2 separate regions of the Homo sapiens genome follow, and region 1 is linked to region 2. The links are chromatin contacts, found by Hi-C or POLR2A ChIA-PET in ENCODE. All regions are on one chromosome and are shown on one strand. The core of a region is the stretch at or near the end of the contact, and the rest is flanking DNA. Distances in the headings are between cores, read along the strand shown.

The links. A loop is a pair of places that touch in the nucleus more often than their neighbours do. ChIA-PET counts read pairs that join two places held with the same protein, here RNA polymerase II (POLR2A). Pooled maps may share reads with other maps.
Region 1: a pooled map shows a loop between it and region 2 (7-fold over the local background). The contact joins the promoter of YBEY here to the promoter of COL6A2 in region 2. A Hi-C loop is called at or near these places in 4 of 50 pooled maps. POLR2A ChIA-PET finds 5 or more read pairs at or near these places in 2 of 52 experiments (H1 and WTC11).

Annotation. Positions count from the first base shown.
Region 1 is chr21:46,283,078-46,287,806 of GRCh38, forward strand. YBEY (ybeY metalloendoribonuclease) reads left to right here and starts at 3,265. Exons shown (of 5, transcript NM_001314025.2): 1 at 3,265-3,338; 2 at 3,793-4,046. The coding sequence starts at 3,837. MCM3AP (minichromosome maintenance complex component 3 associated protein) reads right to left here and starts at 2,534. Exons shown (of 28, transcript NM_003906.5): 1 at 991-2,534; 2 at 538-761. The coding sequence starts at 2,209. RefSeq lists silencers at 2,899-3,128, 3,479-3,588.
Region 2 is chr21:46,095,841-46,100,061 of GRCh38, forward strand. It overlaps COL6A2 (collagen type VI alpha 2 chain), which reads left to right and starts at 2,272. Exons shown (of 28, transcript NM_001849.4): 1 at 2,272-2,333. It overlaps COL6A2-DT (COL6A2 divergent transcript), which reads right to left and starts at 1,805. Exons shown (of 2, transcript NR_186433.1): 1 at 1,632-1,805. RefSeq lists an enhancer at 2,095-2,389.

The DNA.
Region 1 (4,729 bases), core at 2,015-4,514, 190 kb after region 2:
ACCACACCCAGCTAATTTTTTGTATTTTTAGTAGAGATGGGGTTTCACCGTGTTAGCCAGGATGGTCTGGATCTCCTGACCTCATGATCCGCCCACCTTGGCCTCCCCAGGTGCTGGGACTACAAGCGTAAGCCACCACGCCCGGCCAATTTCACTTTTTCTGTATTGTTTGAACGTTTACAGCGATCATCTTCTATGACCAAATAAAACAAAAACAAAACCAAAAAACTCAACTTCCAAAAGTACTATGTGGTTAGAGCCTTTCAGAAGAATTTCTGAATTTCTAAAGCCTTTCAGAAGAATTTCACTTCATGAGAACAACTCTCCCAGCATTTCTAGAGTACTATATTCTGTAGGGACCTAGAATATGCCAAGTTATGAAATAAATAGTGCTATCCCAGCCTATGCTAATAAGATATTTGAGTACTTTCTCTATATTATAGTAAGCAAACAACTGAGGGACCAAAAAAAAAAAACAGGTTTTAAAGTGACAAGGTTCAAATCTAGGGTAACAAATGGCAAGATGGGAGTACTCACATGATCAAAGAAATGTACCACTGCAAGCTTTTTGCTGCGCCTGGTAAAGATGCGCTGCACTTTAGCAATTTTGCCAAAATGGTTCTCCAGAATGGTCCTGTCGTTGAGGTAGTCAGGGATGTTCTTGCACTGGATGGCTGTGACTTCAGAGGGAGACAAGCCCCCAAGACTGTCTGTGCTCTCGCTTCTGTTACTCTGACGCGCCGGAGTTCCTCTTAGAGAATCTAGGGGTTCAGAGAATGGACACTTAAACCATCAGATGTTTCCAACAACAGGAGGCACCAACTGTGTCGAAGCAGAGGAAATTTTCAGATGTAAGACCTGCTCCGATGACATGTTAGAATCCCTAATGTTTATGGGAGATTTATCTGAAAAATCAAGCTAACACCCAGAGAAACGTATTGAAAACCTGCCTGCAGGATTTACTCTATGTGCTACATTTTCAGAGCTCACCTTCTTTCTTCTCTCTACTTTCAGTTTCTTCCTCTTTATTCACACCTGGAATCCGGGAAGGTGCCAGGACAGACTGATTCCCTCCTGGGATAGCCATGTGGTCACTTTCTGCAGACTCAACAAAGCCAGTTTCCTTTTTGGCCTCCTTGTTGCCCAGACGACCTACTTCCTTATTGCTTTTGAAAACATCCTGTATCGTCCGACCAAATAAAGTACCTCCCCGGGGTCGATTCAGGCGGACAGGTCGTTTGTCTGGAGGATGATCGCCCCGGGACAGAGGATCCGAATCTTCTGCTGGCTCGTGGCCATGTCTCCTTGGGGAGCGATCCTGGTCCTCCTTCCTTTTCAGTCCTTTCATTAGGCTGGGAAGTGGTTCCACCTGGGAAACAGCTTCTTCACACCCCTGCCTGACACCTGCTTTGCTAGCCTGGAAAGGTTCGCCCAAAACCGCAGATGATACAGGGAAGCTACTGAAGCTATTATTAGAACTTCCAAATATTGACTTAGGTCCTCTCTTCTCTTCCTCTACATTTTGGTTTGACAAAGCAGGGGTAAAGGCAGATAATGAATTATTACTACTAACAGGTTTTGAAAAGGTAAAATTTGAAGTGGTAGCTGAACTACTTGTTACTTGAGGAAAAGAGAAAGGGGCCAGGCCTCCAGGTGCACTACTAATTGGGTGGGAAAATGTAAAAAACCCAGAAGCAATTTGGCTCTGGGTTTTCTCTGGCTCAGATTCAGCCCCCAGTATTGGTTTGAACACTGCATTTTCCAGAGGTTTAAAGCTGAATTCTGTTTTCCCAAAACCAGAGTTCACTATTTCTCCAGCTTCTTGTCCAAAAGCAGAAGTGCTTGGGAAAGCCCCAACACTGGTGGGTGATTTAAAACTAAATCCTGTGTTTCCCAGCACAGATGAACTTGAAGGCCCAGAGGTAGCCACAAAGGTGGAAGTGTGCTCAAGTCCAGAAAAGGGTCCAACACTTGAGGTTTGGGTGAACCCTAATGTTTGCACTGAAGAGGAATGACTTACTCCAGAAGACGCTGGAAAGCTGGATACCTGTGAAAATCCCGAGCTCTTCCCAGATAAGGTACTGTTTTGTCCAAAAAGAGAAGGTTGACCAAATCGAAATGGCGGCTTAGATGGAAGTGTTCCTACATTACTAGAAGACGCCGAAAAAGCACTAGGCTGCTGCCCACTGAAAGGATTAGTTGGGTTCATCTTCTGCTCCAATTATTAGAAGGTAATTAAGTATTATGTGTACAAAATTAATTGGCTTCCTGAAACAGCCTGTAGCACTAGGGAGTTCCCCTTCGTCTTTAGAACAAGCTGAAAGAGAAAAATTCAGATCATCATAGCTATGTTCTGCTACAAGTCTAAGAAAAGAATTTTTGAACACTGTCATACTAAAAGGATAACTATTTCAAAGGCAGGCAAAGGGTTATTATTTTCTGAGAGCCGATAGGTTATTTTGTTGGAGGGTGGGGTAGAGAGTGGTACAAATAATTACTTTGTTACAGAGGTTTAAAGCGTGATCCTTTAAGATTAAAAAAAAAAAAGCCGAATCTTTTTACTGAGTTAGTAAATTCATGAAAAACCTCCATTGGCAGTAAGAAAATGAATGCTGTTCCACCTTACAACTTAGAGACGAATTTCTCCCGACTTCCTCCAATCTCTACAGCCGGAGAATTCACTGTAACGCTGTCAAAACCTTAGCGTTTCGGGATCTCCTCCCACCTGGCTTCCCTCGGAGCGGCTGGAGCGCTAAGCACTTTCTCACATTCCTTCATCGCGCCCTGGCGGCCACCCTCGAGCGGGCTGGAAGGACGAGGGCGCTGCCACGAAGCTGAGGCCTCTCGGCGGGGACGGCGTGCCCGGGGAGCCTAATCTTCCACCCAGCACAGCCCGAAACGGCGGAGGCCACGCGCTGGGCCCAGGCCGGCCTGGCCACTGTCCCGCCCCGGGCTCGCCAGGGGTCGCCGGCGCCGCAACGCTCCGTTAGCGACGATGTGGAGGCCCGGGCGCGCGGAGCTGCGTGGGGGAAGGAAACGGCGCCCCTGGCGCCGGCCCAGCCCCCACGCTCACCGTCTCGCCCCAGGACCCCGAGGCCCGCGCTGCCCACTGGCCCCTCGGAAAGACTTGAGGCGCAAGCACAGGCTGCTGCCGCGACACTCAGCGCTGCGCACCGCGGGCAGAAAACGCCGCGGACCGACTTCCGGTTCGCTCAGCACTACCGGATTCCGCCCCGCCCGCTGCGATCCGGTTCCGCTCCCCACAACCCGCTCTGTGGCGGGGCTTCCGGTCGGGAGGGTCCGCCCGCTCTCGCGTCCTTTGCTGGGTCCAGACACCGGTACGTCCGGGCGGGTTTTTAGTCTCCCAAGCGAGAGCGTCGCATTCACCCGCGTGGGTCTGCGGGCGCCCCAGACCCCAGAGGACCCGGCCCCCAACGCTTACCTGTCCCCTCTCCTGTCCCTCCCCCATTCCAGCCCCTTCTCTCCCCAGCCGTTGCCCCTCCCCGCACCCCGCCGCGTCCGCGCGCCTCTCTCCGCGCGCACCCCCAACCCGCCCCCTTTTCTCTGGGAACCGCTCCTTCCGCTCCGCCCGCCTGGAGTCCTTCTGGCCGGATTCCGCGGCATCCTTCCATAGACCCTCGTTGTTGCTTCCTCCTTGTGGTAAATGTAAATTCCCTTAAGATTTTCAATCAGTTCCACCAAATAAAGTGATCTGATTGCGCGTGCATCTGTATTTTTACAGACCGTATTATCACTTGTACTGATTGGTCTTCTCTTACACTTTAACCCCAGGTTCCGTTGCAAACATTTTTAAAGGGCTGGTTATTCTTCCTGAAATGAGTTTGGTGATTAGAAATCTGCAGCGAGTCATCCCCATCAGGAGAGCGCCACTTCGCAGTAAGATCGAGATTGTAAGGAGGATTTTAGGAGTGCAGAAATTTGACCTGGGGATCATCTGTGTTGACAACAAGAATATTCAGCACATTAATAGAATCTACAGAGATAGAAATGTCCCAACCGATGTGCTTTCTTTTCCATTTCATGAGGTAAAAAAAAAATGTTCCTCTTCTTGTCTAGCCCATCTTCCCAGAGTAAATTTCCTGTCGTTTTGTTTTGTTTTGTTTTGTTTTTTAATTGAGACGGAGTCTTGCTCTGTCACCCAGGCTGGAGTGCAGTGGTGCGATCTCGGCTCACTGCAACCTCCCTTCCTGGTTCAAGTGATTCTTTTGCCTCAGCCTCCCCAGTAGGTGGGACCACAGATGCTGGCCACCACGCCTGGCTAATTTTTTTTTGTCAGTATTTTTAGTAGAGACGGGGGTTTTACCATGTTGGCCAGGCTGCTCCTGAACTGATCTCAGGTGATCTGCCTGCCTCGGGCTTCCCAGAGTGTTGGGATTACAGGCGTGAGCCAGAGCACCCGGCCTAAATTTCATGTATTAATTATATTATAGGCTAGGCTCCATGGTGCCTATAAGTATATATGTTACAGACATGATTTTTAATTTTAATTTTGAAAATTTTCAAATATACACAAAAGTAGAGAGAGCAGTATATTCAGCCTCCACTGATCGAGGCCCATCACCCAGAGTCTACAATTACACTGGTAACCCAGCAGGAAAAAGAAAGGTGACAGCCGAGCGCGATGGCTCATACCCATAATCCCAGCACTTTGGGAGCCCGAGGCGGGTGGTTCACCTGAGGTCAGGAGTTCGAGATCAGCCTGGCCAAC
Region 2 (4,221 bases), core at 1,022-3,521:
TTCTCCCTAGTCACTGCTGGCAGCCAAGAGACAAGGTGGAGCAGCCCCCAGTGAGGGCACCTGCTGCTCTGGTAGGGGAGGCCCCTGGAGCATCTTCCAGCACAGAGGAAGTGCTGGCTTCCAAGGGCAGGAGGGGCCCCTCTGCAAGCTCTGAGGGGACAGGGGTCTGCAGGGCCATGCCCTCAGGGCTTCCACCTGGATGTCTCAGCCCATGTTTCAGGGTCCCAGATTTTCCCAACCGGGGTCCAGACCTTCACATAGGCCAGCCGTGGCCAGGCATCAAAACATGCCTAGAGCTAGGTGGTCCCCACAGTCACTGTCGGCTCCTCAGCCATACTGGTTCTACCTCTGCCAAACATGGGACTCCTTTTCAGCAACCAGAGAGGCCCTTTGTTCTCACACCAAGCCTGATGGGCAACCGTGGGTAACGTCGCAATCTCCATTCATCCCTCTGTGGAGCATCAACCCCACTCCCCCCATGCACTGAAAGGGGGAAACTGCCACACCCACAAGGCCTCCCCTTCCACCAGGAAAACGTCCCAGATCACTCTTGGTGAAAACATTTAACAATTGGGGCCCTAACTTTGTGCCAAAGATTACCCATATCCCCACATCAACCAGAATGGTGTCCTCGGTGTTGGCCGGGAAACGGCCACCGCACCAGCTGAGTCTCAGGCCCCTCCTGCACCACTTGTGTTAATTGGGGTCTTCCAAGAGGCAGGTGCCATGGAAGCTCTGACGTGACTGGAGATTTATCAGTGCAATGTCTGTGAAGGATGCTGGGGGGGTGGCCAAAGAGGACGGAAGCCTCAGACCACAGGTGAGACCCCTGTGAAGGAGATACGGGGAGCCTTGGCCAGCACGTGCCCCTAGACAGTGCTGGCCAGGCCGAGGGAGAACTTCTGGAGCCAAGGTAACCCCTAAAGGATTCTGGTCTTGTGAGGAGGGGCCTGGCTTCCCCCTGGGAGCTGCTGGCTTGGAAGCAGGAGGCATTGCCCAGGTGAGAGTTCGGCATGGACCCAGGGGAGTGGCACACGGTGCCCGCCGTCAGCTGTGCTCAGGAGCAGCAGGCAGGAGCCCTGGACTCATGGCTACCATGTGGCTGCCACACTCAGGCACACTTAGGCACATACACTCACACTCAGGCACACTTAGACACACACATTCACACTCAACCTCAGACGCAGACACACACCACACACTCACAGATGCACACAGTCTCAGACACAGACACACACCACACACAGATACACACACCACAGACTCAAACTCAGTCTCAGACACAGACACACACCACACACTCAGATGCACACACCACACACACTCAGTCTCAGACACACACACACACCACATTTGCAAACCTGCTCATCAGAAGAGGGACCTCGCCCCCAGCCGCTCCGCCACCTTCCAGGACAGCTCTGAAGGGAGCCCTGTCCCGGAGCCCAGGGACCTCTCCCCAACCCGGCTGCGCCTCACCTCAAGGAGGAACCCCGGCCCTGGCTGGGGGACTGTGACCAGGGTGGGGAGTGGGGACCCCAGACAGAGCCCTACCAGGGACCCCTGTCACTCTGTCCCCGGCTGGGCTCAGGTGGGGACCTCACGGTGGTCCCAGGGCCCAGCACCAAGCCCACCTGTGGTTTCCAGCGGGAAAGGGGTGGCAGGGGTGGCTCGCCGCATGCCCAGGCTCTGCCCCAACCTCCGCGCCCAGGCTCTGCTGTCCCTGCCCTCCCGGCTCCCCACCCTCAGGCCCCAGGAGCGGCAGTTTCTGCAGGAGCTCCTGACCCGGGGCCTCTCGCGGGAGGCCTGAGCAAGCCGGACACAGGACACGGGGTAGGGGAGGGGTCGGGGGGCTGATGGGGGGAACCCTGCACCCCCCAGGGCAGCTGCTACCAAGGGGCGAGTCCCAGGGCCCCCGTCGGCCCTGCGTGCGGGGCGCGGTCCCCAACACCCAGGGCCCCGGAGGCGGACACAGCCCCAGCCAGGTCGTCCGGGAAATGGGGCGGGGGCGACGGGCGGCCGGGCCCGGGACGCGAAGTCCGAGCAGCAGCGGGCAGGGGCTGGCGGGGGAGCTCGGCCCGGGCTGCAGGGGGGTCCCCACCCTCTCCACCTCCTCCAGCCTCCCGCCCTCGAGGGTCCCCGCTTCCCTCCCATCCCCCTCCCGTGCCCCCGGCCCCCTCCTCCCATCCGCGGGGCCGCAGCGCTTCCTGGCGGCGGGGCGGGTCAGGCCGGCGGGGCGGGGTATAAAGGGGGCGGCGCCGGCCGCGGTTCCCTCCCTGCTGCTTACTCGGCGCCCGCGCCTCGGGCCGTCGGGAGCGGAGCCTCCTCGGGACCAGGTGAGCGCCTCCCGGACCCCGCACCCTGGAAGCCGCTCGGCCCGCGGGGGGTGACCCCGAGTCCTGGGAAGGCGGCGGCGGCGGCTCCGTCCCTCGGGTCCCCGGGAAGGGGGACTCCAGCCCCAGGGACGGCGGGGGGCTCGGCGGGTTCGGGGCTCCTCCTCGCGGGGCTGGGGCCGCGCCTGCCCCTGTGGCTCCGCGTCTCTGGGTCCGACCCTCGGGCGCGCGACTTGGGGCCACCTCCCCGCGGCCTCCTCTGGGGCGGAGCCGGCCTGGGCGGGGTGGGGGGGTCCCTGTCTGCGCCCGAGCTCGGTGCTGGGACCCCCGCTCCCGAGACGACCCCGGCACCGCACGCCCCGCCAGGCCCCGCGTCTGCGAGCGGTTCGGGTCCGGCTCCGGCCCGCGGGGAAGACGCCCCGGCTGGCTGGGACCTCCGGGGGCGCAGGGCCTCTCCCCGGGCCGGACGGAAGGGGCGGCGGGGCGGGGGGAGGAGGGGCTTTCGGTGCCCGAGGGCGGGACTGGGCGGGGAGGGGACGCGGGTGGCCCCGACGCCCCATCGCTGCGCCCCTCCCGGCCTGGAGCCCACCAGGGCCCCGCCAGGCCCAGGAGAAGCTGCAGACGGAGGCGGCTCCCCAGGGCGGCGGGACCCGGGCTGACAGCGACCCGCAGCCCCTGCCGGGCCGCCCACACCCGCCCTGGGACTCCGCCGGGGCGCTGGTGGAACCGCTGGGCCTGGGTCTCCACTGCTGGCAACCGAACGGATCGGCCCTCTGTGGAGCCGCAGGTGTGCGGGCGAGCGGCGCCCATCCGGGCTGTGCCAGCAGAACCCCGGTGCCCGCGCCTAGGACGCCCCTGGAGAAGGGACCTTCCCTTTGGGGTCGGAACCCAGAAAGGAGGGGCCTGCGATCCGCGGAGCTCCTTGTTCTTGGGATAACACAGCTCTGGCTTGGAGGCCCCCTTGCACTTCGACTCTGGTGATTATTTCAAGAAAGGCCAGACCGGGCACGGTGGCTCACGCCTGTAATCCCAACACTTGGGGAGGCCGAGGCGGGCAGATCACCTGAGGTCAGGAGTTCGAGACCAGCCTGGCCAACAGGGTGAAACCCCGTCTCTACTAAAAATACAAAAAAAAATTAGCCGGGCGTGGTGGCAGGCACCTGTAATCCCAGCTAATCGGGAGGCTGAGGCAGGAGAAAATCACTTGAACCTGGGAGGCGGAGGCTGCAGTGAGCTGAGATCGCGCCACTGCACTCCAGCCTGGGTGAGGGAGCGAGACTGTCTCAAAAAAAAAAAAAAAAAAAAAAAAAAAGGAAAGAAAGGCCCGGTGAGATGCTTTCTCTTAAACACGGCCCTGCACGTTGAGTTGCTGCCTCCTGTGGCCTATTTCACGTTTATGCAAAGTCGGGCGCCTGATGCGGGGCTCACCCGCCACAAGCAGGGGTCCTGGTGCTGCTCATGGAAGGGGCCCTACCCAGCCCGCGGGGCACTGGCTGGGACGGGGCTGCCCAGGTCCGCCCAGGATCCAAACACCCAGCCCCGCCCAGCGGCCCTTCCTGGCCTGCAGTGGAGGCTGTAATGGGCAGGGGTGGTGGGAATCCCAGCTCACAGGGCGCCTGCTCTTAGAAGGGCGGCATCTGGGTCCAGAGGTCAGAAACGTCAGATGCCCATCCCAGAAGTGGCGGGGAACCTGTCTCCACAATGGATAGCAGCACTGTCTTTTTTTTTTTTTTTTTTTTTTTCTCATTTCATAGATAAGGAATGATGCCTTGTTGGGGGGTTTGTTCTGCATGTCTTTGGTTTTTGTGCAGTACAAGGCTATTTGGGCTGTTTGATCACTGACCGTGTGTAGTGATGTGCATTGCCTGGTTGTGATGTCCCCATGTTCCTA